Regions from separate parts of the Mus musculus genome. Here region 1 is linked to region 2. The links are chromatin loops, found by intact Hi-C in ENCODE. Cell type or tissue: left cerebral cortex. All regions are shown on one strand. Links, peaks and the distances in the headings refer to the core of each region. The heading gives the core; the rest is flanking DNA.

Region 1 (15,797 bases), core at 4,432-12,431, 51 kb before region 2:
CAAAGCCAGCTGTGGTCGTGTTTGCCTATATAGTCCCAGCACCCAGGAGGCTGAGGTAGGAAGGCTGATGAGAGTTTGAGGCTACACAGGAAAAACCTCAGACCCAGCAAAAGAAACACTTTTCATAATTTGGAAAACACGAACTTGAAACATATTGCTATGAAAACATATTGCCTGTTCCAACCATAAAGATGAAGAAAATGGTAATGGTTGTGGATGCTTTTAATCCTAACACTTGGGAGGCAGAAGCAGGTGGATCTTGGAGTTTAAGCACAGCCTGGTCTACAAAGTGAGTTCTGAAACAGTCAGGGCTACACAGAGAAACCCTGCCTCGGGGAAAAAAAAAAAGTGAATTGGTCTGGAGAGATGGTTCAGCGATTAAGAGCACTGGCTGCTCTTCCAGAGGTTCTGAGTTCAATTTCCAGCAACCACATGGTGACTCACAATCATCTGTAATGGGATCTGGTGCCCTCTTCTGGTATGCAGTTATACATGCAGGGAGACTATGGTATACATGATAAACAAACAAATCTTTAAAAAGTAAGTGTGAATGAAGTTTTGTTTTGAAGCATCTTAGATATGTTTCAAAAATAATTATTGCAAGTGATTTTTCTTTGTGTGCCTGTGTGTTCATGTATGTGCTCGTAACTGCTGAACAAACCTGGGGCTTGGCACAAACTAGGGAAATGCTCTACCACTGAATTCCACCCTGTGTCCAAGGCCCAGCTGTTCACTTTCGTATTGTCATCATTTTGAATGGGACGACAATTGCTCTTACTCTCACATTTTATATATTGCTCCAAAGAGAATTCCAGTTCCCTCCATGTGCAGACTGAGTCAGACGCACCTAGGCAGGGTCAGCAGGGTGTGGAAGCTGGTTAGACGAGGGCATGACAAAGTAGTAAAACTGAAAATAAGAAAAAAAAAAGTGACAAAAACCACCACCACGACAGATTAGTAACAAGTTAAAAATCCTGTCAACACTGGGGATTTCCAAGGAGCACAGCTGAAGTGCCAGTGGCCATCTCAAAGATGCTTCCTGTTTTAGTCTCACCCACTAACCTCTTGGTGAGCATGTCTTCTAACAGTGCCACCTCGTCCAGAGGTGTGCCCTTCACCGTTCACTCGGACCTTTATCACATTGTCTCTTACACAAGTATCTGGAGCCGCAGTGAGAACTAGCTACTGTCATTTACGAAGCAGAGCTGGAGAGCTGGGACAAGGTTTATTTAATAAAGTTACTTACTACCTGGCCCTTGACTGGACATGTATGCAAAACAATTAATTACTCAAAGCTGATGTGTATGCAGGCATCATTTATTAAGAACATAGTATGTATCAAGTACTATGTTTCTCTTTTCTGTCTAAGAAACTTGCAGATAAGTAAAAATTAATTAAAATGCTTGAGGATTCGTGTTACTGTAAGGATAAAAAGAGGGTCTCACTGTGGGGGGGGGGGGAGGCGACAAGGAGTGGGTGAGCCTTCCTGATTAAAAAGTCTAAGTAATAGCGGATGGTGGTTAGGATTCCACAGGCAACATGTCAAAAGAAGCAGAAATGATAAAGTCCAATCAGAAATGAAGGAACTTCAAACATTTCAGAGATGAGTGAAGATGAGCAGAGGGTTGTTCATTTATTTTGAGATTTGTGTATATCTTATTTTATGTATATGAGTGTTTTATCTGCATATACCTCTGTGCACCACATAAATACAGAGGCCCAGTAGAGGGTCTTGGATCCTTGAGAACTGGAGTTACTGCTTGTTGTTAGCCACCACTGAAAGGATGGGCAATGGCCCAGGACACCCCAAGACCGAGTTCTCAGCCAACACCAAGATTTACTTACCCCAGAGGGATGGAGGGCAGGAGATAAGAGACAACAACAGGAGAGGGAGGGTGAGGGAGAAGAGTACAGGGGAGAAGGGGAAGGGAACGAGGGGGGGAGGGAGAATGTTTGTCCTAAAGCAGGGACAAAAGACTGTCTCTGCATAGAGTGGGGACAGATGTGACCTATAGGAAAATGGTGTTTTGTAAGGGTAAGAGAGAGAAGCCCCGTGTTATGATGAGTTGGTTTGTTTTGATTGGGCAGGTGAGCCAAAAGGGACTTTTGGTTGCTGGACATCATCATTTCAATAGTTGGACTTTGGTCGTCAGCCTCAAGAGGGGAAGTGGTCAAATAAGGCGACAGACCTCGATGGCTGGTGTCAGGAATGCAATCTACTGGTTTTAGCAAGGCAGAAGAAATGGGAGACAGGGGCAAAGCCTGCCAGAGCCCTGCTCACCTTGCCAGGGCTGGCCAAAGTCAACCAGTAGGGTGCTGGGGACAGAACCTGGGTCCTCTGGAAGAGCATCCAGTGCTCTGAAACACTGATCCATCTCTCTAGTCTGATTTAAAGATAACTTTGTCAGATTGATTACATGGGTACCGGACAGAAAACTATCATTAATTTATTAGCATAAAATGAGCCACGGAGCCAAGGCCAGGAAAGGAAGACACCAATGTGTCTTGGAGGTAGAGCACAGGAGGTAATTGCTTTTTGTTTCCGTTTTTTTCTGTTTTGGTTTTTTTAGACAGGCTTTCATTGCTGTAGCCCAGGTTAGCCCGAGGTTATCATTATGTAGCCCAGGCTGGTCTGGAACGCTTGCTCTGCCTCCTGAATGCTGGGATTCCACAACTCCTGGTTCAGAGAAGTTTAAACAAGTAAGACTGGCATAGAGGAAGGGGATGGTCAGAGTCCATGAGTGGGCAGACAGGGATACAAGCCAGTGAGGTGCTGCAGCAGGGAGGTGATTGTCTTGATGGTTCATTTTCACGCTGAGACGTTCCGCAACTCTGTCCAGACTTTCCTGCTGCTGCCTGCAAGCTTCATCTCCTTTACAGATGAAGATGAAATTGTCTTCTTGATTAAGTTTTCCGAATCCATTTGCAGACAGCATCTGAAATGTTGGTGGAGGTTTAAAGCCTTTTAATCCAGGATTAGAGGGGGAGACTTAAAATATAAAATGCAAATGCCGACTGGGATTTAACATTACCGTTTATTCCCACCCAGTGCAATCAGATAATTACTCAGGAGGTGTCATCACATCCTTTCTGGTTTTAATTCATAGAGATCAGGGTAGGGGAGTCTAATATCCTCTGTTTATGAACCAGCTTGTGTATTCTCAAATGAAGCTAAGAAAAATCTCTAGATTTAGAAAACCACATGCTTCGTTTCTTTTTAGTTTATCTTCACTTTATAGATATGTAAAATAATTAGGTGAAATTGTTGTTATGGATGTATCCCTCTAAGGACAGGTCCTTGTCCTGGCTGCCCCGCTCCCTCGTTTTTTCCCCATTTGCTATGAATATTTAACTTTAAGATTTATTATTATTATTATTATTATTATTATTATTATTATTATTATTATTTTTGCCTGAACCCGCTATGCCAACAGAAATTCCTCTCTAGGTCCAGAGTTGTAGCAATTTATTCTCACTGTACCGAAATACGTGACCAAAACCACTTGAGGAAGAAGGATGGATTTGAGCTCTCTGTTTCAGGGGACTTCGGATCCTCATTTTCGAGGAGCCCTGCAGAAGTGGCCCTAAGGCAACGGTTCCCACCCGTGGGTGATGTTTGAGCAGGTTCTGGGACCTTTGGGGTCTAGCTGGCACAAGCAAACCAGTGCAAGTGAGCAGGTGATGACACCTGTCTCCTTCAGGCCCAGCTGGAGTCTCTGTGGTTTGCCTAGGCTGGATCCAATTTGTATCTTTATATCTCAGCCACAGGAACAGCTGACCTTATCTTCCTGCACCAAGCCACCTGGTCTATGGCTACATTTCGAATATGCTTTGAAGATTCTGGAAGCTTCAGAATGCCCTGGAAAAAAAGAGTTCAGGGAACTATCCTAATATATGCCCTTGCTCTTTTTCCCTACATTTCCAGCAACTTTACTGAGAGTTTGCCTTATCTCACCAGTTTATACTAGCAATTGTGTTTAACACTCGGTATTTAGTTCAATTACTTCCTTGCTTTGCAGACACAAGCTGTTTTGTATACATTTTGCAGAGCATGAGATAAAACTGATAGGAATAGCTATAAAATCTGGGATATTCCCCACGCAGGGGATGAATACTGGGAGGGATGGAAGGGAAACGCAGGCGCGCTCTTCAAAGAGGCAACAGAGAACTACATTTCCCAGAGTGCGGCGCGCAGCACGCTCGTGCCTCACCACCCCGCCCCGCCCCGCCCCGCCCCCGCGGCTCTCAAGAGCGCTCGGCCGAGCCGGGCACGAGCGAGCGGTCGGGCCGGTGAGCGCGTCCCCGGGGTGTCCAAGCGGGGCTGGCGCGGCGCCGGCGCGGAGCGGGTGTGGCGGCTCGGCCTGCGCGGCGGCCGCGGACAGAGGTAACCGCTGCGTTATCCCGCGCGCGGGTCTCAGCCTGGAGCGGTCACCCGCGCTCGCGTCGGTGAGGAGCTGCCGGGCGGCGCCGGCGCCTTCCCTCGGGGAACCGAAGGGATCCGGGCGGGCCTCGCGGGCCGCGCTGTCCTGAGCGGCGGCGCAGGTGCTCGGGGTCCGGGTTGGGCGACTTCAGGGGTGTCCCCCTCCCGGGGTTCGCGGGGCTCCTGCAAAATCCGTACCCGGCCGGGTGGCGCTGCTCCAGGCTGAGCTCGTGGCTTGCTCCAGGGAGGGTCCCCGATTTGTGGACACAGTTTGGGGTTCCCAACCGTCTCCCGGGCTTGCACGGCCCTGATGTTACGGTTTGGGGAGCTTGTTACCTTCCTTTTCCTGCAGGCAGTATTTATTATCATGCATTTCGTGGAAATCCTCGCAGTTTTGAATATTCTTGCCAACCTGCTTTAATTGCCTACCTTTATATTTTGCTTCTTACCTTAAGGTATTAGCGTAGGCAGATACTTTGGGCAATAGGTCTTACTTAGAACCTGGGTTGCCACAGTAATTAACCTGCCAGGTACACGTGGGTTTTTTTTCTTTTTTTCTTTTTTCTATTTAATGCTGTTCTCTCTCTCTCCCCGCCCCCCCCCCCCTCGTTAATTGTTTTCAGTCTTGTTTCCCCATCTTCCGTGAGCCCTGGCCGTGCTAAGGGGCGGGTGGGGTACGTTTAGTTGAGCAGAGACCCTCTGCTAGTGCTACCAGAGCTTGTGAACTGCGTGCAGGTAGCTTTATCATTAGCCTTTGCTTCTCTGCCTGCTTTCTCCTGGCACCTATTTTTTGGTTTGTCAGTCAAACCAACTGACCTACTTAAAACTTTAGTCATGTTGCCTTGAAAATACCAAATAGTTGGAACACAAGTATAAAAAGAAGTCACAAGATGCTGTATTCAGCTGTATGCGCTTGGATTTATATTCATTCTTATATTTTTCTACCCCTCCTCTCCTATTCTACCCCTCCCCCTCCACTCTACCTCCCACCCCCCAACCTTGAGCATGCCGGGAGAACACACTACTTACCACTGAGTACATCTCCAGTCTGAATTTTTACGTTTAAAACTATTCTTTTAGCATTTGATAACTGTTAGTGCTATTAATTTGTAACGTTACACATTCCTTAATAAATTCCAAATCCTAATTTGAAGTCACAGCGAAAGCTAACCAGAGTGTATAATTTCCCCATTCCTACAGAAACCCAACCTCCCTGTTGTAAAGTCCCTCGTGGTATCAGAACCTACACTGATGTTTCATGATCTCTCAAAATTCTGTCCTTTATGTTAGGGTTCAAATAGAGTGCTTGCCTAACCTGGGTTTCATGTCCAGCACTGCACAAACTGGATGTGTCGGTGTGTACCTGTGATCCCAGTACTTGAGAGACAGGAGAGCCAGAAGCTGAGAGTCATCATCAGCTACACTGAGTTTGAGACCTGCCTGGGCCTGTCTTGTCTCAAAACAGCAGCAGCAAAATCTAAACAAAAGGCTAAAAATGGGTATTTAAGCTTTTCCCCTCCTTCCCTTCTTCCTTCCTTTCTCTTCTTTCAGATTTTCGAGATGGCATTTCTGTATAGCCTTGACTGACCTAGAACTAGCTAGCTCTATAGACTGGCTGGCCATGAACTCAAGAGAGATCTCCCTGCATCTATCACCAGAGTCAGCATTGGCATATGCTACCACCACCCAGCTTAAGCCATTTCTTATGTCTGAATTTTCAACAAATAATTTATTTTTGTATATAAAGAGTTAAAAACATGAGCAGGAACAAATGTTTCCTAAAAAAACAAAAAGCCATGATTTTTAGTGGTAGGCTTTTTAGTATAATTATATCTTTCTCTGGAAGAAAGTTTTATATTAAGTAATGAAATAAGAGGAAATCGGATATTCAAATCTTCTAATTAAAAAACGTTTTTGCAGTGCTGGAGATTGAATACACTAATTGCTGTTTACTGCGTCCTGGGCCAGCATCTCATGTGTGGTCGGTCAGCCTGTTTGCTCTGCTCTGAGGAGGTATAATAGTGGACTGAGCTCAGGTCTGCAATTAGTTCTTGGGTTAAAATCCCTGCTCTCCACTCATTGGCTGTTTAATCATGGCAAGTTGTTATCTGAACCTGTTTCCTTAGCTGGGGAAGAGGGATAAAAATACCGCCTGCCTCTGTCTTCCCGGAATTGTGAGGATTAAGTCGTTATTGTATGTGGGGGCCATTTTACACTGCATATTCTTCCAGCCCCAGTGCAGTTTCCTCCCTGGTGGCCAGTGCTGTGTAGACATTGTTGCCTTCGCTTTGTTGCTGAGGGGCCGGTGGTGCAGGAGTTTTAATACTTGACTGTGCCTCTGCCTGACTCTTTGCTTATGATTTATTTAATTGGTCCCTGCAAACTAGACCTAGAAATTAGGAAGGACTGGTGACACCTTGGAAACTCCCCCACCCCACCTCCGACCCCCCACTCTGAACTCTGGTCTTCCAGGAGTCTAAGAATTAGTTCTGTGTCTGTCTCTGTTTGCTGGAGAGTAGGCCCGATTCAACAGATTCTCACTCAAAGTGGGTTGGAAGTCCTCTTCTTCTCAAAAGGTTTTTTTTTCCCTCTGTTACTTTGTTGTATTTTTGAGACAACATTCTGCTGTGTAGCCTGGGATGATTCTAAACTTCACATCCTCCTGCTTCAGCTTCCCAAGTTCCTGGGATTACAGTATTCACAATCACATCTCATAAAGTGACTGCATTTGGCTTGGCAAGAGTGTTTCGTGTTGATTGTGGGGCTTTGGGTAGACAAGCCATGTGCTGTCAGGCTATACCACACTGCGCACACACACACACCACACACACACACACACATACACACTGTACACACACACACACACACACACACACGCACACACAGGGAAAGAGGGAGATTGATTACAGGAACCACCGGCTTCAACTGTCTACAAGCTTTCTTTATTAGAAAACTTGCAGATTTTTTTTAAAAATGGGAGTGAGGTGGTAGAGGAGAGAAAATGAGATGTTTGAAGCAGATGGAGTCCCTTCCAGAGTGGGAGGTGTGTTGGTGATGGAGTGCCGCCTTCTGGAGGCAGGGCCTGGCCGACCATCACTCTCAGTAGACTCTTCCTACCTTGCCTGCCAGTTTAGATGAGCATTAGAGTAGATGATCCAGTACTGTATTACAGCCTTATTAATAGTATTATCTTAAATGCTAAAAGATAACTTGATTTATTTTAAAATTTGGATGTTCTTGTTCTCAGAATATCAAACGCTAAGAAAATTATTTTACTTTTCACAGAAGATATTTATGTGGCATGCTTATAATTATGCCATATTCATTTAAATTTAATTACACAATATTTAAATAAAAGAGTAAAGCTTTATTAAATCCTAATTGATGACTTCTTTGACACTTAGAATTGTTGGTTTGGAAAGCACATACCATGTATGATTTACAGAAAAATGTAACTGTCTTGCCTAGATCCAGTACTAGATTGTAATTTATGGTTTTAGTTTGTTACAGTTTACATTTATCTTGAGAATCTTAGCATTAGTATCTTTCTGAGTTTGAATTCATTCTTACAGTAGAGTTTAGAAGCAGGGGTAGACAGAGTGCTGGGCTTTGCACGCTCCCACAGGGTAGCATCTTTCTCCTTGAGCTTCCCCCCTTTTGATATTGGGCAGATTTATTGGAAATCTGAATGCTTTACAACGCAGAAGGCTCATGATCTTGTAATACTCGGGAACTTGTGAAGCAAGGAGCAGAACTGTGTCTCTGCAGACGGGCTTCTCATAAATACGATGTGAGCAAACGTCCATGAGAGGACAGTGGCGGTGCTCGTAGGGAGCTTCTTGTATATGAGATCGCCCCACTGCTTCATTTTAATAAAGAATTCTTTACTTCTTTACTTGAGAGTTTGCATTAGATTAGCTGTGTGTAAAAAACAAGTGGTGGTCATCTTTGAAAATAAAAATCCTGATAGGATTACTACAATTTAAAATGAGTGATTTTTATGGGTGCCTTTCTACTTTGGAGCTCTAAGAAGTTGGAAAGTATTTGTTGTATGGAGAGATCATTATTGATACTATTTCGGTGCTCATTAAGACACACATAGGCACAGCCACGGAGTTAGAACCAGTGCCATATTTGGATAGTCATGAGACTTGGGCTATGTAGTCAGGCTTACTAATGTTGACTCCTGCCTTACACCTCTGTGGTATTGGATAGGCTTTCTTACCCTCTCTGAGCCTCTTTATCCACTACAGTTAAAAGTAGTTTTTCTTTAGGTGTCAGATGATACTGTCATTTAGGTGTCATTCATGTATGTATGTATATGTGTGTGTGTGTGTGTGTGTGTGTGTGTGTGTATGTAAAGTGTTTCAGTCAAGATAGCACTGTATGCGCATCTCTGTGTATCTGTCTGTGTAAGAAGAGGTTGACAGGGTGATGTAAGTAGTCCTTGTCTGTGGAGGGTTCTCTGTATTTGCACCCAAAATGCCCATAAGCATGCCTTATTTCTCTGCTGTAAAAAAATTATTAATTGGAGAATTGTGTTTCTTCCCAAAAACCTCTGGTCCAGTACTTAATTACAGTAAAAACATTCATTTCTTGGCCGCCTCATGTAAACTAAATCCAAAGCCAAATACTTTATATCGTATCACTTCATTTAAATTTCAGAACCGCCTGACAGGAAAGCATCAGGTTGAGTGATTGTGTGACTCGCCCAAGCCTCCACAGCTAATAGACTCCCAGACTGTGTGTCTCACAAGACTCTGCTAGTCTTGTGCCTTGTGTTAGACACGGCCAACATATTTCTCCAAAAGATAGAGGGCAACAGCTTTCTGTAATGCTGTGGTAGGTAAGCTGGACAGTGGTGGTGCACGCCTTTAATCCCAGCACTTGGGAGGCAGAGGCAGGTGGATTTCTGAGTTTGAGGCCAGCCTGGTCTACAAAGTGAGTTTCAGGACAGCCAGGGCTATATAGAGAAACTCTGTCTCGAAAAACCAGAAAAACAAACAAACAAATGCTATGGTAGGTAGATCTAGAAACAAACCGACTTAAACCCAGGGTCAAGTGGTTGCCTACAGACTAGAGCAAACTTGCTGCCTGCATCCGTGGCTGCAGATGTATCAGGACACAGTGCTCCTTCATGGCTGTGCTGTCCACAGTGAACAGTTTTCATAGAGACTGTATAGCCCACAGAGCCCAAGATATTTCCTGTCTGGTCATTAGATCCCAAAGGTTACTGACTCCCCAAGCTAGTTTCCTTTATAAATGAGAACGACTCAGCAGGGTTCAAGGCACCCTGGTACTAACACCTCACCACTATCCTATCAGTAAGGATGTGTCTCTGAGCACAGGACCTGAGAGTCACCCACTTTCAGTGCCAGCTGGAATAATAACAACATTTAGTCACTGTCCTTCCTGAGAATGACTTTGAAGTGCTTTGGGAATATGGCTCTTAGGACCCATGCGCACAGTCCCTGTGGCCTGGTTTGAAATTCCACTTCATATTCTTTAGTAAACAGCTTTTGGGATCAGTTCATTGCGTGAATCCAAATCAGCAGTTGTATAAATCAATTACTTTTTGTTGTTGTTGTTGTTGTTAGTTTTAAAGTAGAGCTTGTGTAGTTTGTTTGCAAGGTTTTAAAGCAATGCGTGAGCATCCTTAGAGCCGGTGTGGATGATCCAGCGCCTCCATGGCAGGGGCTACTGCTTGTCTTGATCGTTCACTGGGGTTTACTTTAGGTTTTAAATAAGATTACTTTTGCATACTTTGAGGGGAGTGATTCTGAGGCTCTCACCATCTAGCTCTGGCTGGCCTGAAACCCATTTTGTAGGCCAGGCTAGCCTCAAACTCATAGAGATCTGCCTAGCTCTGCCTCCTGAGAGATGGGAGTAACATTTTTAAAAAGGCAAATAAGAAATAGATTGGTTGAGATAATCCAAAACTTTCTTCATAACTAGAATCAGACTTCCTCTTTGAGTCAGGGTCTCTCTATGTAGCCCAGACCTGGAACTCCTTGTATAGCAAATGGGACCTTGAACTGGTAATTCTCCTGTCGTAGCCTCTTAGGTGCTAGAGTGTAAGGCCGTGCTACCACGCCCGACTCTGGTTGTTTTGCAGCAGTTTTTCTGAGTCATTTGTTTTCCTGGGTCCATCTAGACTAGAGGATAGGGTACGGGCATTAAGTGTGCTTTAACACGAGTGATCTGCTTTGGTGACTGATTCACACGCTCTTTCGTATATCTTAGTGGTAAAGCTTAGCCAGAGTCTCTCTCCTTGAGCAACAGGAATGAGAGCTTCTCACAATCTTTGTGCTCAGAGACCAGTCTTGCAGGACAGTGTTTTTATAAAAGACATGGAAATGAAAAGGGAACATACCTTATAACCGATTAGTGAGTAGATATGAAAGTGCTCCTCTAAGTATCGGTTTTCCATAGAGATTTCTAAAGACTCCATCTTTAAACTTATATTGCTCACATCATTACCAACCACAAAGTCTGCATTTTCTGTTCATGTTTGCAAACCTCAGAATCCTTATTACAACCTGAGATGATCGACTGACGGATGGAGTGGTAGTGTGTGCTTATAAACCCATGTGGCAGCTATGTGACATCAGTATGTTTGTTTCATTGTGTGTGTGTTCATACTAAATTTTTTGTGTGTGCATGCTGTAAAAAAATTAAAGCGCTTTCAGACACCTATGCTCTTTGTGGCCACATATGTTATTCAGGTTTCTGTTACTACAACAGAATCCTGAGGATAAGTTCATAAAAAGAAAGGGCTGGTTTTGGCTCCCAGTTTTGGGGGTTCTAGGTTGTTAGTTTAGTTGGCTCATTGCTTTGGGCTGGTGGTGAGGTCATAGCGGGAGCTTGTCCTGGAGCAAAACAGAGGGAGCCCAGCCTGCCATGGCCCCTCTAAGAGCATGCCTCGGTTGTGGTTCTCAGCCTGTGGGTTGTGACCCCTTTTGGGGGTTGAATGACCCTTTCCCAGGGAAGACACAGATATTTACATTATAATTCATAACAGTAGCAAACTTACAGTTATGGAGTAGCAACAAAAATAGCTTTATGATTGTGGGTCACCACCACATGAGGAACTGTATGTATTAAAGGGATGCATTGTTAGGAAGGGTGAGAGCCACTGCTCTAAGATCCCCTACTTATCCCCCACCCCTAAAGTTGCCACCACCTCCCAACAGTGCTAAGGGAGCATGACGCCAAGGTCCAAGCTTGTAATCACTGGGACTAGTTTAAACCTTACTTACGAATGGTAGTTCATTCGGATTGATTTTAAGCCACTCAGTTTTTATTGTGAAATATCCTGTTTTTTGATCCTTGGCAACAAATTTTGGCAAATTTATTTTTTGCTTGGCTTTATATTCAAATAGCAATCATAGGCTAGCCTTATGCCATTCTCAAGAGCAACGAGCAATGTAGGTAGGTTTCCTCTGAAAAACATGGTTCGCACGTGGAATGCACGTATTCAGATAAAATCCATGGCCTGACGGGTACTATGTATTAGAGTTTCAGACCATCCTGGCTGTAATAAACTAGGGGGTCCAGTTCAAACAGCGAAGAAATTTCCATGATGCTTCCTTTGAGTGCCTGCTTAGTAAAATAGGCCCCTGAACAGAACTCTCATGGAGAGTATTTAGTACTGTGATAATACTGCTCATAGAACATGTGAAAACATTGTTGTTATTAAATGATAGTAACATCTGATATATCCTGATGCTTCTGAAGCCACGAGCCAAAATAAACAGCCCTTGTCTTCTTTGTGTTGTTTATTGGTAATTTTTCACAGCTACTAGCAAAGTAGCCAATAATTTACATTATTAAAATTTGCCCAAAGAGTGGTATATAACATAACCTGCTTTGTGATGAATGCAATGAAGAGATAAATCAGATTGTGAGAGACACACGGAAGTCGTTCATCCAGATCAGCCTAGGAGGCAGGCGAGTGTGAAGACGAGAATGTTTTCATAAAGACTTACTTTTATTCTGTGTGTGTGTGTATGTGCGTGCATGCATGCATGTGTGTGTGTATGTGCTCGCCTCCGAGACCGCATGTGCCAGCGCATGTCCACAGATGCCAGAGGCATTGGACTTCCCTGGAGCTGGAATTGAAATTGTGAGCTGCCTGTGGTGGGTGCTCAGATCCTCTGGAAGCTGTGTGTGCTCTTAAGTCCTGGGCCATGGCTCTAGCCTTGATTTTTAAAGTATGTTTGGTTCTTTGTGTTCGTTTTGAAGTGGGGTGTCTCACTGTGGCCCCTGTTGTCATGGAACTGACTGTATGACTCAAGCTTGCTTAAACGTGTGGCAGTTTTCCTTGGTCTCCTGATATTTCCATTACAGGTTGGAGAAGGCTTGAGTCTTAAAACCGAGTCAGGGCCAACGAGGGCCCTGGTGAAGGAAGGGCATTTCAGAAAGTGGATAGTGGGGAAGATGTTAGATAGCAGGTTACGTGCAGCGGTGTGGTGTGTATGCAGTGGTGCGGTGCGTGTAGTCAGGTTTGGTTCCACACAGAGATGGTCCTGTCCTCTTCCTAAGCCTGTGAAGTGGCACCGCGTGCGCTTGCATCACCAGCTTACAGGTATAATTCCTAAATTAGCCAAACGCTGATACAGTTTTTTTTTCTGCCTTTGTAGCACCTAAAGTCTTCACCTAACTGAACTGTAAACAGTTTGAAGCTTTTTCCAACACTGTACAATTAGGACTGCTGCCTCCTGTAGTGGGTGTAACAGCAGTGACTGCAGTGCTGAGTCCTGCCTTTGTGTTGCCGTGCTGGGACTGAGTGCAAGGCCCTGAGCATGCCGGGGCGGGCTCTCACGTAGAGCTGCACCCCAGTCCTGCAGCCGTAGTTAAGCAGAGCATCAGTCACAGTGTCACTTGGAATTCCGTTTTGTTTAGTTTGTAAGATAGGATTCTCTTTGCAAAGGACCTGAGTTCAATCCCCAGTCCCCACATGGGGGCTCACACCCATCCCCAACTCCACTTCCGGGCAGCCCAGCACCCTCTTCTGACCTGTCCCTGGGGAAAGCAGAACAAGGTGCACATGTGTGCATGCAGGCAGATATAGATTACTCAATCAATCAATCAGTCAATCACATAAGATAAAAGACAGAGTCTTACACAGTGGCTGAGGGTGGCCTGTAATCCACTGTGTGACTTAGTCTGGCCCAGAGCTCAAGCCTTTCTGCTTCAGCCTCCGAGTTCTGGGATTAAAAGTACAACTTCTGTTCTCATCCAGAGCTTTCTATTCAACACTTTGCTTACTAATGTGTGCTCTAAAATAGAATTGCTGCTTGTTGACAGTGATCGGTAGTCAGCCTTATGTGCTATGTAGTAGCACTACACATTGACAGTCCATGCCAGACGGTGAAAGTCAAAGAGGGGGGTAGAACAGGAGGGTTGTTGTTTGAGTGTGGAGGGTTGTTGTTTGAGTGTGGTGGGTTGTTGTTTGAGTGTGGTGGGTTGTTGTTTGAGTGTGGTGGGTTGTTGTTTGAGTGTGGTGGGTTGTTGTTTGAGTGTGGTGGGTTGTTGTTTGAGTGTGGTGGGTTGTTGTTTGAGTGTGGTGGGTTGTTGTTTGAGTGTGGAGGGTTGTTGTTTGAGTGTGGTGCCCTCTGTTTCTGTAATTCACTAGACCTTTATTTGCATGTTAAAAACATTGCTTGGTTACATCAGCTCATTAGAACCTGTCTACTTCTTTTGAGTCAAGTTTTGTTAGTGGATATTGGCCTCTGGAAGGGAAAACTGGAGGCTCCAGCTGTGTTCTGTTATGGTGATGTTTCAGGTGTCTGGAGAGAGACTTCAGGGCCCTTTCTCCTGTTTCCTGCTTCTTTTTTTTTTTTTTTAAATCAGCTAGATGTACTGTGAGAAGGAGGAGTTGCTCTGTTCTCATGGGGCAGGAATCTTAGATGTAGTCAAAAGAGTTTTCTGTTTTTAAGTTATGGAGCGTAGGTTCAATTATATAGTTACCAAACACTAATGCACAGCCCCGTGTGTTGTGCAGGTTCTGGTGTGTGCAGCTGCATGTGCATGTGTGTGTGTGTGTGTGTGTGTCTGTGTGTGCGTGCTTGTGGAGGAGAGGACTACCTTACATGGTTTCCTCTCACCAAGACCTGGAGTTGGGGGGACTCGGCTAGGCTGCCTGGGGAGCTTTTTCAGGGATCCACGTGTGTTTGCTTCCTCATTACACATACAAGTTTTTATGCAGTTGTTGGGGATCAAACTTGGGGCCTCGTGTTCAGGCACTTTTCCTAGTGGGCCAGCCCTTAGTGTATAGTCTTTTTTTTTTCTTTAATTAAGATTTATTTATTTATTTTATGTATATGGGTAACACTGTAGCTGAACTGATGGTTGTGAGTCTTCATGTGGTTGTTGGGAATTGAATTTTTTTTTTTAGGACCTCTGTCAGCTCTGGTCGGCCCGCTTGCTCCGGTCAACCCTGTTCGTTCCAGTCAAGCCTGCTCGCTCTGGTTATCTCTGCTCCCTCAGTCCCTGCTTGCTCTGGCCCAAAGATTTATTGATTATTATACATAAGTACACTTTAGCTGTCTTCAGATACGCCAGAAGAGGGCATCAGATCTCATTACAGGTGGTTGTGAGCCACCATGAGGATGCTGGGATTTGAACTCAGGACCTCTGGACATTTAACCGCTGAGCCATCTTGCCAGCCCCCATATGCAGTCTTTGTAAGTCCCAAGTTACACCAAGTTCTTTTTTTGCTTTCTTGTTTTTTTTAATTAGGTATTTTCTTAATTTACATTTCAAATGCTATCCCAAAAGTCCCCCATACCCTCCCCCACCCACTCCCCTACCCACCCACTCCCATTTCTTGGCCCTGGCGTTCCCCTGTACTGAGGCATATAAAGTTTGTTAAGACCAAGGGGCCTCTCTTCCCAATGATGGCCGACTAGGCCATCTTCTGCTACATATGCAGCTAGACACACGAGCTCCAGGGGTACTGGTTAGTTCATACTGTTGTCCTACCTATAGGGTTGCAGACCCCTTTAGCTCCTTGGGTACTTTCTCTTGCTTCTCCATTGGGGGCCATGTGTTCCATCCAATAGCTGACTGTGAGCATCCACTTCTGTGTTTGTCAGGCACCGGTATAGCCTCACAAGAGACAACTATGTCAGGGTCCTTTCAGCAAAATCTTGCTGGCGTATGCAATGGTGTCAGCGTTTGGAGGCTGATTATGGGATGGATCCCTGGGTGTGGCAGTCTCTAGATGGTCCATCCTTTCGTCTCAGCTCCAAACATTGTCTCTGTAACTCCTTCCATGGGTGTTTGTTCCCAATTCTAAGAAGGGGCAAAGTGTCCATACTTTGGTTTTCGTTCTTCTTGAGTTACATGTGTTTTGCAACCTGTATCTTGTATC
Region 2 (15,797 bases), core at 7,260-15,259:
TGTGCTTTTGAATTCTTACATTTGACATCAATGCTTGATTTAAGTCATCATATTTAAAACTTCTGCCGGGCGTGGAGCCACATGCCTATAGTCCCAGCACTCAGGAGGCAGAAACAGATGGGCCTCGTGAGTTTGAGGTCGCCTTGCTCCACATAGTAGGTCTAGGCAAGCCAGGGCTGCATAGTGTGACCCTGTCTCAAAAAATAAACAAATCCAAAAAGCAAAACTTAGATTATATTTAAAGTAAGTACAATCCACTTGCATTTAAATGAGATATATATTTTTGGAAATGAAGAAACATAAACATGACTTGCTAAAATACATCTTGAAGCATCTAATGACTTGTTTTTTCTTCCATTTTAATGCAAATGGAAATCATTTGCAAATGATTTGAAATGGAATCATTTCAAAGCAAATGATGCTGAGTGCTTCAAGAAAACCAGTGCCTTTTCCATAGGATGTATATATGTTAGCCTTTCTACTGCTCTGTGACTGCTTGAGGTGCTGAGTTAGAGGACTTTTAGAGCTGTGCTTTCTCAGATTCTTAACATTCAAAAGAATAATTTGGACTGATGTTGTACTGGGAAGGAGGCAGCCAGGCCTCCTGAGTGGCGCAGAACTGCGCAGCCTCCTGTGGGTGTGCCGCACCCGCTAGTGGGGCCTTTACATAGTTGTGAGCCTGGAATGGAATGCCCAACTCTCAGGGTTGTCTCAGGAGCTAGGGACGGTGCACGTCCGACTTGGAAGCTGCTCTGTTCTTCACAGAGAAGGAGCAGCTGGGAGGGGTCATGGCACATGGTTTACATCGTATAATGCACTGAAGTGCGCTGTGGGCAGGTCTCAGTAGGAGAGCGTGTCATTCGTATTATTGTCTAAATATTGAAAGTAGAAGTAACACTGACTCTTCCCGTGCTCTTGCCTGAAAAGCAGAGAAATAACACAGATCCTCCCCCTCCCCGCCCCCAGCCTCACCTACAGCACAGGAGTCAATTGTAGAGTCAGGTCCCCGGACATGCTATGGAGAAGTATGTGGGAACCAAAGTTCTTATAGTCTATGGTCACAGCCTTTCACACCTGCAAACCACGGGCAGGTCACACTGTGTCACAGGGTGTCACATCACTGTGGGCCACAGGGGCGCCAGGTGTGCTACCACTTACTAAGCCTTTGGGACCTTATAGCTGAAACAGATGTGATAAAAAGAGCAGTTCGGACCAAGCATTAGAACAACCCTCTTAGGAGCTGGGGACAGCTCAATAGCAAAGCTTTTGCCTGGCGTGCAGGAGACCCTGGCTTCAGTCCTGAGCACCAAAAGGTACAGCAAACAACCTTCAGCGTTCAAATCCTCCCTAAAACCGGTACAGCCAGTGTGAGTGACGACAGGATGTCGGGACAGGCACCTTTAACGGCCAGCCCACTGCATTCTGTTTTGTTTCTCTCTCTGTCTCGATTTGCTTTTCATTGTTAAGGGTTGGACCTAAACTAAGGCTTCTTGTGTGGTAGGCAAGTACTTTACTGTTGAGCTGTGTCCCCAGCACTGAAATCTGTCTCATTACCTATGGCGATAAAACAGAGCCAATAAAAACAAAGGCTATGGAGAATTAACTGCTAAAGCCCAATCTTCCATGTTAGCATGAACAGTGACAGACTTAAAGTATGAGGGAGAGAATTATGTTCTGATGAGACTGTGATAAGCATTTGCAAAAAATCCATCTGGTCATGTACATAAAATTAGTGAATTTTATTTTATTTCAATTGACATAATAAAATTAACCTCATTAGAAGAATTTTACTTGACTGACCTTATTTTTTTTTCACCCCACCCCCTCCCCAACTGACTTTATTTTTTTATTTTTTGGTTTCTTGGTTTTTTCGAGACAGGGTTTCTCGGTGCAGTCCTGGAACTCACTCTGTAGACCAGACTGGCCTTGAACTCTGAAATCCACCTGCCTCTGCCTCCCAAGTGCTGGGATTACAGGCGTGCACCACCACCGCCCGACCTGACTTTATTTTTAAAGAAAGGATCACAGTAGCAATATCTCTTCATATCAGGAAAATGGAGAAAGGACTCAGGAAAGATGGTGGAGGTCACAGTGACAGACCAGGCATCACTCAGGGGTGTGCTAAGTCATTCTCTATTGAAAGGACCATTTATGTAGACCTCATGACAGGAAGAAGACTGTGGCAAAAGTGGATGGGATTCAGTCACGGCCCACTGTCTCTGTAATTGTGCCGGCAGTAACGGTTTTAACACAAGCCCTGGGGCAGGGGAGATGGCTCAGCCATTAAGGGCTAGGCTCACAACTAAAAGCATAGCCCTGGCAAGCTTGCACCTCTGTCTGGATGAGCATCACAGTTTGGTGCAGTTCAGGTCTCAGGCTCCCTGCTACTTAGCACACAGAGAGGGAAGCTGGTCTTGCCTCTTGGAATCTCAGGACAGACTATGAATGGCTGCTTCCTCTCCATAAATCCACCTCCTTTTCACTTCAACACTTTAAACCCAGACATGGCATACACCCATAATCCCAGCACTGACGAGGCTAAGGCAGGGATACACCTTGAAACCCTGTCTCAAAAACCAGGAGAAAAAAGATTTTTAAGTCTACTGTCAAAGCACAATACTGAGTGCATGGAGTTAAATTATAGAAAACTGTAGTTGGGGGTGGTAGAGAGGTGTTACAGTAAATTTTTCCCCCTAAATCATTCTAAAATAACTTTAAAAGCTTGAGGGTTTGATTTTGTTTGTCTTGTTCTGTTTGAGACAGGGTTTTTCTATGTAGTCCTGATTATTCTGAAACTCACAGGCAGGCTAACTTCAAACTCACGGAGCTCCACAGGTCCTATCTCTGTCTCCCAGGTGCTGGGATTAAACATGTATACTACCAGGTCTGATAAAAGCTGGAGTTTTATAAGCCGTTGAGTTGAGATTTAGTTGTTAGGTTTTATGAAATGCGATGTCATTTTTAAATATTGCTTTTGTAGGTGGTTTTGACGACAACTCCCCTTTGAGTTCCGTGGAACGGTACGACCCTCGAAGCAACAAGTGGGACTATGTGGCAGCTCTTACCACTCCCAGGGGTGGCGTAGGGATCGCAACAGTGATGGGCAAAATCTTTGCAGTTGGCGGTCACAATGGCAACGCGTACCTAAACACCGTGGAGGCGTTTGACCCCGTGCTGAACAAGTGAGTGCACACCGCTTCTCGTTAGCGGCAAGGCTGAGCTCTTCATTAGCCCTCACTCTCTCTCAGTGGAGACCGCAGATGGCAGCAAACCTTACATCTAAAGCTGGGCTTTGCCTGTTGACACATGCCAAAGACAAAGTTCAGCGCCTGTGTTGCCTGCCACTGGGACCCTCTCCCCCTACTGAGCCATGGAGTCCTACTGCAGATTGCTAGGCCATGTCTGACTGACACCCATGGGAAGCCTGCAAAGTGGGGAGGAGTGGATGGCTGGGGTGTGGGTAGAACTGGGAGGGGCGCAGGAAGGGGAACAGCAGTCAGGTTGTAAAAATTAATTGATTAAAAAAAAGATAAAGTTGAGTGCATGAAGTAGGCACAATAAAGTTAGCAATTAACTAATAAATTGGACCATTTAAACAGCATGCAGAGATAACGTTGCCACCTTCGCTGCTCTTTCTGTCATTAAGTTAAACAAAGGTCATTTGAGCAAAAGGACCCAATACCATGACAGTTGGTCCAACTCTAAGTGACACACCAGCCAGAGGCTATCCTAGGAAAAGCAGAGCAGCATAGCATCTAAAACTTAAAGACAGTTCTGGAAATTTTCATTAAATATTTTCAGACTGGCTTACTGTAGATAACTGAACCTGCAAAAAACAAACTGAGATAGTGGAGGAATATTATGTTATTAATATAAAATTTGGGGCTGGAGAGATGGCTCAGTGGTTAAGAGCACCAACTGCTCTTCCGAAGGTCCTGAGTTCAAATCCCAGCAACCATGTGGTGGCTCACAATCATCTGTAATGAGATCCAATGCCCTCTTCTGGTGCATCTGAAGACAGCTGCAGTGTACTTAGATATAATAATAAATAAATTTTATATATATATAATTTGGGGATATTTTTCTCCCTTAAGGAACTCGGTATCTTTTAAAAGAAGCCCCGTAGTCCTGAGTCCTGACTTTGGTTGGGGTCCCTGTGCTCTGTGGTGACAGTCTTGTCCTGTCTCTCCAGGTGGGAGCTGGTCGGACCTGTGTCTCACTGCCGAGCTGGTGCCGGTGTGGCCGTGTGTGACTGTTTAACTAGCCAGATCCGAGACGTGGGTCACGGGTCCACTAATGTGGTTGACTGTATGTGATGAAGTCCCAGCAACAAGGACACAATCCCGTCTGATGGACAGGAAGACAGCAGGCCTTTTGACTGTGACTGCAGCGACTGTTTTTGAATGTCAGCTGTTGTGAATACACGTCTGTGGACTGACGGGTGAGAGCTGTTGTCATAAAGCCAGGTGAGCTCTTTCCTGCTTCAGCAAACAGTGGAGCGGGCTGGAAGCAGCCCATCTTGAACCCATTCTTGCTCTGAGAGATGTTTGATGTAGTGCCAAACCTTAAAATAGCTCTTTATTTTGATGAATAAAATGTAATTTATTGAGTTTCATCTATTCTTTTTCCTGAAGAAACTAACTTCAGGCAGTAGGTTTTTCCCAGAGGAGAGAGATGTCCACTCATCAACATGAGAACTTAAGGCCTGCTCCCTTGAGGATCATTCTACACGGTGCTGACGAATTCATGTCTTGCTTTTTGTCTCTAGATGGTGACTTTCAGTTCTTGGGTGTTTATGAAGTAGGGAAAATGTTTATGTGTTTCTGAAACATTCTTGAAACCATATTAGTGTCTGTAAGAAGGCCTTCGCTTCCATTTCGAGTTTCAGAACTACAGGACACCACTGTACTGGCTTCCTCACGAAGTCTGGTGGCTGCTATTCTTTTCCCACCCGGGAGAATTTCTTGGGATGACTGTGGATTAGTGTTAGTGCAGCGCCCGGTGAATGAGATCCGCGTTCGTGTGCCGCCCAGTGAAAAGACAGAGGGTGTGTGACGCCCATGTCCACCTAGGGAGGGAATGGGGAGGTTCCTTGAACTTCGTTCTTTGGGTTTGTCGTTGGATTTGGAGCGAGGATCCATTTTCTCTTTACTCTGTCATTTGTCACTGTCCTGGTTTTTCTAATTGTACAAAGCTGAATTTATTTATTATCAGGACATGAATGCATTTTTACAAAATTTCCTTCTGCAGTATAGTTTGATTAGTTCAAGTTTGTCATTAATCAATAAAATGTTGTTGGTAAAAGCAGAAAAAAATGGAAACTACTAGTCTTTTCATTGTTTAATGTCCTCCAGTGTATTTATTGATACTTTATTGAATATTTCTACAGATAATCTGAAGCCTAGCATGTTAGTAATCCTACTGTGACATGAGGTCTTCATTGTTTGTGTGTGTGTGTGTTTTATACATGTGAGTCCATGTGCACACGTGTTCACATTCTTGTGGAGTCACAGGATTCACATCAAAGTCCCCTAGACTGCTGTCCATTTTACTCACTGGGGCAGACTCTCAGTTGGACTCAGAGCTAATCTATATATCTAGTCAGAGGAGTCAGCTTGTCCCAGAGATCTCCTGTCTCTACTTCCAGAGGCCTAGACTTACAGGCAGCCTACTTCATTGCCTGGCATCACATGGGCACCGAGGAGCTTAACTCTGGCCCAGTGCCTTCCAGACACTTTAAACAAAACAAAACCATGTTGGTGTCCTCATCTTTCATGAAGCAGATTTTAAGTTTCCCAAATTGGGCAATTTTTTCCTGCTTTTGGGTGTTTTGTATGGCTAGTGATCTATGATCACTATGGTTTCTCTTTCAAATGAGTGAGTTTAAGTAGTCAGCAAGTGGGATACATAAAAGAATAGATAGAAAGTAGGAGAAAGGCAGGAGAGCATCAGACCAGACTCCTACACCATCCAGCAGAAAGCCCTGAAGAGGCCCTGCACACCCAGTCAGTCAGCTGGAGCAGCTGACCTGTGCGGACGGTCCCAGGCAGGTATCTTCTGGACAGGACTTGTCATTGGTTGTTCCCACCCCAGGCATCCTTACATCATGGGATAAGCAAGCAGTAGCTAAGTCTCTTGCATTAGAAAGGAACCCAGAATGACTTCCCTCCTCCATGTTCAGGACCAGGCTGAACAGCAGCTTCCTCACTTGTTGTCACTGTCACAGCGTCTTCCCTCGGGGCCTGCTGCCCTTTCTCACAGGGCCAGGGAGCACAGGAGCAGCCCGACCCTGGACAAGGGGGTCTTGGAAGACATCCTGAGGTAAACGTCCTTTGAAGCAGGAGTGGATGTAACTTCACCTCCAGAGCCAGCTCCCTAGGGATGCTAAACAGCACACACAGGCTTGCTCCTGTAATGTGTTCTGTGCAAGCCTGTGAGCAGGTTTAGCCAGACCAGTGCTCTCTAGTCTAGCTGGCTGTGTCTCGGCCAACCCTCAAAGCACGTGACCATAACACTTGGCCCACTCGCTCCGTCTAGCCGAACATGGAAAAGGTCTTGAAGCGTGGCTGCTGTCAGCTTCTCGTCTACTGGATGGCTGGACATTTGTGGTCACTGGTTGAGGATCTTGATATCTCATTGGGTGTACTCCGCTCTAATCTTTACTAGACAACGGTCACCTGACATGCCAAGTCTGTGCCCTTGTACCAGTGAAATATGAGGCACTCATAAAAGAATATGAAAAGAAGGGCACGGTGACGGTCAAAGCATCGCCCGGTGGGCCTGCCAGCAGCAGAAGGAAGTGCATGGGGTGAATAGGCAGCCTCTTAGAGGCTAGGGAAGACGCTTTGCGGGATGAGTGCAGACAGAGGGATAAGGACCTTGACTGGTGGTGGATGTATAGAAACGGGGACAGGGAACACGAGAATGAAATGAACACTGTATGGGGCCTCATCTCTCTGGCCTCAGGCGCAAACAGCACTTACGGTGTGAGACAGCTCAAATGGTGAGGTTATAAGTGAAAAATGTGAGGTCTGTCTCTGGGTTGCCAGGCTGAAAGCCAAGTGAAGCACTTGCCCCCACCTTCCATGCCTAAGCCGGGAGGGGCACACGGACGTGGAAGAACCTGAAGTGAGGGGAAAACTAACCCGGTGACAGGAGTAGGAGTCTAGAGGCCAATTACACACTATAATTGAGAGATGGTAGACTACAGAGAAGAGGGAAGAGGAAGAAGAGGGTTATTGGAGGTCAATAGATAAAGCAGGATTGGACAAGAGACGGGAGAGAGGAGGAGTGGGTGCATTAACCAAAACCAAGGAGCTAAGAAAAAGTCCTTGTGCAAACCCACTTCTCAGCGAACTTTAAAATATAGCTGGAAAAAAAAATAACTGGAAAAGTTTGGAATTACCTGTATGGATGGACAATTGTGCTCCTAAATGGAAATGACCATGCAAGGCATAAGATGCCTCCCTCAGAGGTACTGGCCAGGGAGGTGTGAGAGGCTCCCCAACAACACAGGTTGCCATCGCCTTTGCTTACCCACTAAATGCTGTTTCCTTTATTTATGTCTGTGTGTGTACACGGTGCTGGTCAGGGTATTTCTTCATAGTAACAGGAGACAAGACAAAGACTGTCATTTGCTGACACAAGCTTTGCATGGAATGCTTTTGTTAACATTCACTTTGACATATCTGCAATTTTAATTACATACAAGGGTTTCCTTGGAGAGAGAGAGAGAGAGAATATGAGAATTCATGGACAGGCTAGTGTTTAGTATAACATTAGTTTACCATAGCAAACTAGCAAGATCTTTTCTTTGGCTGTTCGTATTGCTCTTCCGTGTGTGTGTGTGTGTGCACTGAGGTTTTGGTCATCATCTATTTTAAGCAGTGTATGTTGAGATATCTGCTTCCCTTCTCGGTTCTGTCACCTGGGATTTCATGATGAGTTGGGGTTTGTTTGATTGCAATTCTGCGGTCAGTCCTAGGGCCTTTCTTACTCTCCCAGTGAGCCCCATCTTCAGCCCTTGTTTATTGAGACAAGATGTCTGTAGTTGAAGCTGACCTAGTTGTGATCCTGCCTCAGGCTCCCAAATGCTGAGGGACAAGGTGAATTACCATGCCCAGGTTTAAGCAGTCTTAGGCTGGTTACTTAAGTATCAGTGGTGCATGCGCAGTCTTAGGCTGGTTACTTAAGTATCAGTGGTGCATGCGCAGTCTTAGGGTGGTTACTTAAGTATCAGTGGTGCATGCACAGTCTTAGGCTGGTTACTTAAGTATCAGTGGTGCATGCGCAGTCTTAGGGTGGTTACTTAGTATCAGTGGTGCGTGCGCAGTCTTAGGCTGGTTACTTAAGTATCAGTGGTGCTTGTGCAGTCTTAGGCTGGTTACTTAAGTATCAGTGGTGCATGCGCAGTCTTAGGCTGGTTACTTAAGTATCAGTGGTGCATGCGCAGTCTTAGGGTGGTTACTTAGTATCAGTGGTGCATGCGCAGTCTTAGGCTGGTTACTTAAGTATCAGTGGTGCATGCGCAGTCTTAGGCTGGTTACTTAAGTATCAGTGGTGCATGCGCAGTCTTAGGCTGGTTACTTAAGTATCAGTGGTGCATGCGCAGTCTTAGGCTGGTTACTTAAGTATCAGTGGTGCATGCGCAGTCTTAGGCTGGTTACTTAAGTATCAGTGGTGCATGCGCAGTCTTAGGGTGGTTACTTAGTATCAGTGGTGCATGCGCAGTCTTAGGCTGGTTACTTAAGTATCAGTGGTGCATGCGCAGTCTTAGGCTGGTTACTTAAGTATCAGTGGTGCATGCGCAGTCTTAGGGTGGTTACTTAAGTATCAGTGGTGCATGCGCAGTCTTAGGGTGGTTACTTAAGTATCAGTGGTGCATGCGCAGTCTTAGGCTGGTTACTTAGTATCTGTGGTGCCCAAGAGCTGTTTCAGATCTCCTCTCTTGTTCTCACCTGCTGTTGAATGAGGCAGAACTGTACCATTTCCAACCGGTTTTCTCAAGTTGTTGTGAGCCCTGGAGCTCCGTTCCCTGGTCTGGAGAGTCAGTCAGTCCATTGAACGCGGTTCACACAGTGGGATGCTGTGGTTCTGAGAGCCTTTAAAGGATTTTGTATCTTCAATGCTTCTGCCGCATGTGGTGTTAAAAGAATTCAGAAATATCGCCAATATCATCACTATTGTTCCAGAACCACTTTTAATATTTGGGTTTTTTGAGAAGGCATTGCTATGTAGCTTAGGTTGGCCTTGAGTTCACTATGTAGCTCAGGGTAGCCTTAAACCTGCTGCAATCCTCCTGACTCAGCATCCCCAGTGCTGTAGAGGCATGCAGCACCACACCAAACTGTCCATGCCCCGGTCTTATAAAGTGGCTTGCTTTCCCTCCAGCCATTCCCATTTCCCGATGGTCGATCTGGATGTCTTCCATGGGTGCCTACACTGCCATTTGTGCCCTTTCTTCCCTCGCACAGTTTCTTGGATCCGGACCTTTTTTTGCAAGTGAGATGTTTCTACCCAGACCATTTTCTGTTTTTCCTGAAGTTACTTTGGTGGTGTGCTGCTGTGGAATCTTGCTTCAGGCTTGTTTGTTTGCCCTTACTACCCTGCCAGCTCCCATTCTAGGTCGCGCTTTTTGTGGGAACCCAGGAGTAACTTGCACTCTGTTGGTGCCTTGTTTCCCTTGAGCACTAATGGACCTCTGTGGACCCTGCTCTTCCTGTCCCCTGCACATCTGAAGTTTTTTAAAGTCTGCCTCTGTCGTGGTGCAGTGTTTCATGGTATGTGTAGACATGGCTTTCCTTGAGTGTGTCCTGCTAGCACAGTTAGTACAGTTTGTGACACAGATTTAGGCTTTTCTCTTCTGAGCACTGCAGCTGTGGGCCACGGGTGTTCTTTCAATTCCATGTTATTTTATTCCCCTCTTTTCTTCCTTTCCCAGGGAATGTGTTGTGTGTGTGTGTGTGTGTGTGTGTGTGTGTGTGTGCATGTGCATATAGCAGGGGCATGGAGATTAGAAGACAGCTTGCAGGCACCAGTTCTTTCTCTGCCATATGGGCACAGGCTTGACAGGAGGTGTCTTCACGCACTGAGCCATCTTGCCTGCTCTTGGCTTTTTTTGCTGAATGCTTTGATTTTTCTTTAATGCTTGGGGGGCACTACACACACACACACACACACACACACACACACATTCATACTCTTACATATGCACATGCATATACATTAACACACACACACACACACATATACACACTCACACACACCCCTACACAGCCATTCATACACTCTTACATATACACATACACACATTCATACTGACACACACACACACACACACACACACACACTCACACTCCTTTAGTAGCTGATAATCCAAGTATCCAGTGGCTCACTTTTCCTCACAGTGCTATTCTTGCTTTCTGCCTGCTGGTTTTTATTTTGTGAACATGAGCACAAGCTCAAGGCCAGAGAACAAAACAGGCGCGGGGCATGATGGGACACAGAGTTCTTGTGTCTCCTTGCTGTGGTGCTACAGAGTTTGCTCTCAAAGTCCTTGTGAGACACTGGCCGCTGTCCTCAAGGCAACAGACAGGGGCTGCCCTGTCTGCTGGACACTCCCATTGACCCAGGAAGCGGCCCAGCTTTTCTGTGAATGTTGATGCTCCCCCCAACTCCCCCACTTCTAAGAATTTCTGGGGTTGAACTGGGTTTTAACTTTAGGACACTACTACACTGTTGTGCAAAGAGGCCACATCATTATATTCCCACAGAAACACAAAGTTTTCTAGTTCTGCACATTCCTTTCAACCTCTGGTGTCATCATTACCTTTGGTTAAATTCTTTCAACATGGTGTGAAGGGTCACTGTGGTTAATACCAAAAGAAACGGTTGCCATCTAGTGTCCAGTTGTACACATTACATCTGGGAAACCTAGCCCTAAGGAGAAGCCTAGCTTCAAAACTGGCTGGTTAAAATTTGTATTTCCTGTCTGTTAGCATACTAAGAACAACATGAGCCCAGGTTTAAAATATTCTTTCTCTTCACCACATTATTACCTCAGAAACTAGGCTGGTGGCTTTAATTAAAAAGTTTATTTGGGTGGGGTGGGGGCGGGGAACAGAACCACTTATGTGTTTTCTCCACCATGTGAAACCCAGAGATCTGAACTCAGGCTGTCAGGCCTAGTGGCAAGTGCCGTCGTCACCTACTGAGCCATCCCACTCACTGTCCCTGAGCCCTCTCTAATCTCTGGAGGTTCATTAAAGTCAACACTAAAAGGCTGCTCCTGATTTCATCCACCTTCCGCCCCAAGGCCTTAGTGGTGTAAGGGTTTACACAGGTGGAGTGGCTGAAGCCTGTGGAGAGGGAAGGGCGGAGACTGCCCTGCTGCCTCAGACCCGCCACACCCTTTCAGGAGAGGCATCTGCACCAGTGTCCTGAATCGCAGACGTGCAGGGAGCACCAGGGTCTCTTCACAACAGTGTAGTAGTGTCCTAAAGTTGACCTAGACAGTGTGAATGTGGAGACCCAGTGTCAGCTGCCACAGGCTCCTAGGCCCCGGGGAAAGGACATGTGCAGGTGAGCAGGTGGCCTCAGGAAAGGAGAGAAGGAAATAAGCAGTTTGTCCTTTGAAGGGTGTCACACACCATGGCAAAGCGCCTGTGTCACTGATCAGTGCATGTGTGTGCGGACTGTGTGCCTTCAGATACAGGTATAAATACTGATAAGGACCCTGGGGCCCTAGCATCGCCCTGGACAAGCCTAGAGCTCCCGGACTCCTCGGATGCCACTTACCCAGTGCCTGCTCGGTTACTAAAGCAAGCCTGGTATTTCTAAGGCAAGCATCAACTCCTCCCATAGAGTATGGATGGTCTGTCTGCCCATCAGTTTTGAAGTCAATCCTAAAGAATCGTGTTTTAACTCTGAGTTTCACAGAAAGCCCCAGTGCATATTTGAAGGGCAGTTCACATTTCACTCTTGTGAGGTCAGCTCCAGAAAGACCCTGGCTCAACAAACAAGAATCCTCTCATTTGAACAAAATAAAAGCCACAGGCTCAACTCCAATCATTTCTCTAAATTTTTATTAAATATCCTTTTTTTTCCCTACAGTTTGATCTTGTGGAAAGGAAAGATTGTGAAGATGAACAAGTCAATTACCTTTTCTAAGACAGCACTTAGTCCTTGTTACAGAGAAAAACAAAAGATCTGTGGCACATCATCTTTGGAAAGATCTTTTGCAGTTTCTTTTAAAAAAAACTCTCACAGATCACGTCTGCCCCCTTTCAGAGTCTCCCATGAGGCAGATGAACCCCATTCACAGAAGCCCCAGGGGTGCCGTTCCACTGCTGATGCTGATTTTTACATCTGTGGTGCTCCCCGTATTTGCACTGCGCATCTTCACCGGGAGCCTGGCTGCTTCCCCAGCCTGCACACAAAACCACTGTGCTGATCAGAGCTGGCACATTATTCCATGATAAAGAAAAACTCATTAAAGGCAGACCAGTGATTCTCATTATCACCTTGACAACATACTCCTTTTTAAAGCAATTTTAATACCAAGATTTGACTTCTAACATTTTAAGAAAGAAAATATATAATATATAATATAATATATAATGGTAATAAATTAAAAAAAAAAGGCAACCCTGCTCAGGTATCATCCAAAGCATGATCACATTCAGAAAAAAATTAAAATTCGGGACACACATGGACACACCCCACCACGAACAGTGTACCCGCGATATCATGAGATGTGCAGTGTTCTTAGCAATACATGTCATGGCCTGAATGAAAGGCAAACGTAATACTGCCTGTACTGAGCATTGCTAAAACATCTAAGCAAAGTGAGTTCATCTTCCTTAGGTCAGCCTCTGCCCCCCTCCCCCCGCCCCAGCTCAACAGTGCAGCCCGGCTTGCCTGCCGCCAGCCTCAATCCGGTGTCCTATGGGGACAAATATAGCAATATACAGGCTTGCAGAGAGCTCTACGCTTCCTTCCTGTCCTCTGGCTCCCTCTTAGGTAGGGAAAGAGGCACTTCTCTGCCCACCACAGTAACTGCTGATGTCTGACGCACAGCGGAACAGAACAGAGTGTGATTCACCCCCAAGGAACCAGGAAATTTTACAGTCGCTCAAAGAAATGTGGTGATGCGGTGCTTGTCAATGCATCAGTAAGAGGCACGGCTACCAGACAGCTGCTCTCAGTAAGTGGGAAACTGGACTGCATATGGAGGATCGCCTGGCAGAAATCCCAAAATCCCAACACATGCCCGTCTGTCCTTACACTTCCCTTCCACAGGAAAAGTCCTCTTGCCCAGTAGTTCCAAATGAGCCAAAACCAGGGGAAAGAGGCAGGGGGAGGGGGGCATCAAAATTGATCCTCGCATCTCCATAGCTCATTCTTCAATGAGAAAAACCTACACTTCTGTGTTTTAGACAGGAGCCCCTAAAACATTCTGAGGCGATTTAAATACTAACCATTGATGAAGAAGGTAACAGATGAAGTGGTAAATTTTCAAAGACATTTCGTAGTGTTGGGGGAAATAAGTCATTAAGAAGAAAAAGAATCTGTAAGAGGTATGGAAAGATCTTAGATATATATAATATTTTTTAAGCCCAACTCATCTCGAATTTCACAAAGCAGGAAAGGAAACATATAAAACCCATGAACCCACTCAAAGCCACAGCAAAACAAACAGCGTAACTTCAGAATTTATGTTTGGTCAGCAAAGGCACAAATACGTCTAGCTGAATCTCTCATCTTCTGCATCAGAGACCACAGCTCAAGAGCACAAGTCCTTTTATAAGTTACCAAACAGGAATCGTAGGACTTAAGGTCCTGTCCCTAACATCAACATAGTAAAGGCACATTTTCAATTAAGATGGGGAAGAGCCCGTTTGAAACTTCCTACAGATGAGGCTGGGTGGTGGTGGTCCAGGGAATGGATAGACATTTGTCAGAACCTCTACAAAATAAATGTCACTTTGTAAGGGACCATTAGCAAGCACTTGCTGGGCCCTCCTGCTCCTCCCTACTGCCATGTGGTCTGCCCTCTAGGCACCTTAACCAAGGGCAACCTGTTTTAGTAACAGGGTTTTTTACATGTATCTAATTTTAATTTTTTCCAAAAGAGAAAACATTATTGTGTTCCTCTACTTTGTGTCCCAGACAGATGGGCCACACACACCCTTTGTAGTGGCAAATGGAAGATTCATTCATTAAATGCTGCCCCCCCCCATAAGGTGGATGCTCTTCCATGGTTTTAAGAACATCAGATATTCAAAGGGGCTAATGTTATAGTCCTCCCAAAATAATCACCTCAGGGGAAAATTTGCCTCTGGTAAGTTTAAGCACACAGTGAACTGTGCAGATGGTATAAAATTTGAGTCTTCGGGGTTTTACAATAAGCAGCGCAGAACAGCCCTGGGGTTTTCCCCTGAAGAAGACAGACAAGGCTCATGCTCTCTAGGTGCAGTGTTGTGGGAAAACCAGCAGTGCAATAGCTACAGACCAAACTGGCACAAACGGATCCTGTCCAACTGCATTGGTTTTCAAGGTACAAATAAAACTGAGGAGAAAACCCACCCATTAAAGAATGAGGCAGCCTGTTCTTCCTACACTGGCTGATTCTGTCCAGGCAAGGGGCACAGTGATCTGCTGGCAGGATGTACACATGCTCTGGCAAAACTTCAGTAGGCCAGAACCTCTCACAAGGATCATAGCCATTTTACAACCAACAGGCTGCAAGGGATGCAGGGCTGTGGGAGAAAAGATCCTGATGAGCCCACAAGCCCCACTGTGCTAGGGACCACCTACCATACACTTCGACTCAGTCAGACATGGCTTGGCTTCAGAATATCAATAAAGAAAAGGGCTTAGCTGGATCACCGTCTTGGTCTATACTCAGATATGTACAAGGTAGCCATTTTCTGGCTTCATTCAAACCAGGAGAGAAGGCTGAGAAGACCAAGGAGTATCACAGACAGTTTGCCCTGAAAAACCTGGTATCGCACTCACCTAGAGACCCTGTGTAGATTTAACCAAGGTACCAAGAAAGTCCTGATGTTACCACAAGGACCACAGACATCATCACTAAGGAAAGATGGGTCTCCCATCTCCACTAATCTCCAAATGCACACAGACAAGCATGGCTGGCAGGAAAGAGAGGCAGGGGGAGCCGTAACACACCTCCATGGTGAACATGTGCAAATTCTACTTTCTTTCTAGAAGGGATTAAAAAGAACTGGCTTTTTAAAAACACTTGAGAGTATTCCAGTAGTAACCTTGAAGTCTCAAGGAAAGGCCTGTGTTTACGGGCAGGTGTGAATTCTGAGTGTATTCTTCACTTCCCATCTAAGTGAACCTGGTCTACTGTGGGTGGGGTGTAGCCTGGGAAGGTCACAGATCTTCTTCAACCTCATCAAGTCACGATACCTTAGAAGATGGTCTGGACTGAAGGTGTATGATAGTGGGGTGTTTTTTAAAGTTGAAGTTAATCCTGCCCCCCCCCCCAAACTCCACATCCTCTCCAGGAGCTAATGTCCCCTGGATAGCCAAGGATATCCTGGATAGAAAGCTGAGTTTTGCTATAAATATAAAACACTTGTAGCAGAAAAATACCTCTCTAGGAAGACTTCTCACTTTCGCTCACTGATACACAGGGTAGCCACAGCACTGTCAGTGCCCGGGACTCCAGCTCCAGCAGACAGATGATGAACTGCATCTGCCTACAGCCCAAAGTCAACATGAGGCTCCTGTGTTCGCCCAAGGTCAATGCTGCTTAGCCAGTCCCTTTG

The links. Hi-C counts contacts between places; a loop is a spot of excess contacts. Peaks named below come from ENCODE experiments on the same cell type or tissue, not always from the same donor. Only the 100,000 strongest peaks of a DNase experiment are listed, where the experiment ranks them.
Region 1: a loop joins it to region 2, with 5 times the contacts of the local background. A loop is called at or near these places in 5 of 42 quality-filtered maps.

Annotation. Positions count from the first base shown.
Region 1 is chr5:103,899,703-103,915,499 of GRCm38, reverse strand. It overlaps Klhl8 (kelch-like 8), which reads left to right and starts at 4,241. Exons shown (of 10, transcript NM_178741.4): 1 at 4,241-4,384. In left cerebral cortex, for the core only: no CTCF peak of the experiment used is centred there; DNase peaks (open chromatin) are centred at 5,180, 6,643, 7,195, 7,462 and 1 more place; H3K4me3 peaks cover 1,282 bases; H3K27ac peaks cover 446 bases.
Region 2 is chr5:103,851,587-103,867,383 of GRCm38, reverse strand. It overlaps Aff1 (AF4/FMR2 family, member 1), which reads right to left. Exons shown (of 20, transcript NM_133919.4): 20 at 12,062-15,797. Klhl8 (kelch-like 8) reads left to right here. Exons shown (of 10, transcript NM_178741.4): 9 at 2,981-3,182; 10 at 4,193-5,334. The coding sequence ends at 4,316. Among named protein-coding and RNA genes, the nearest start is that of Gm42139, 26 kb to the left of the region's middle. In left cerebral cortex, for the core only: CTCF peaks have their summits at 10,905 (motif pointing left) and 13,018; DNase peaks (open chromatin) are centred at 10,406, 10,900, 12,372, 13,114 and 1 more place; H3K4me3 peaks cover 201 bases; H3K27ac peaks cover 782 bases.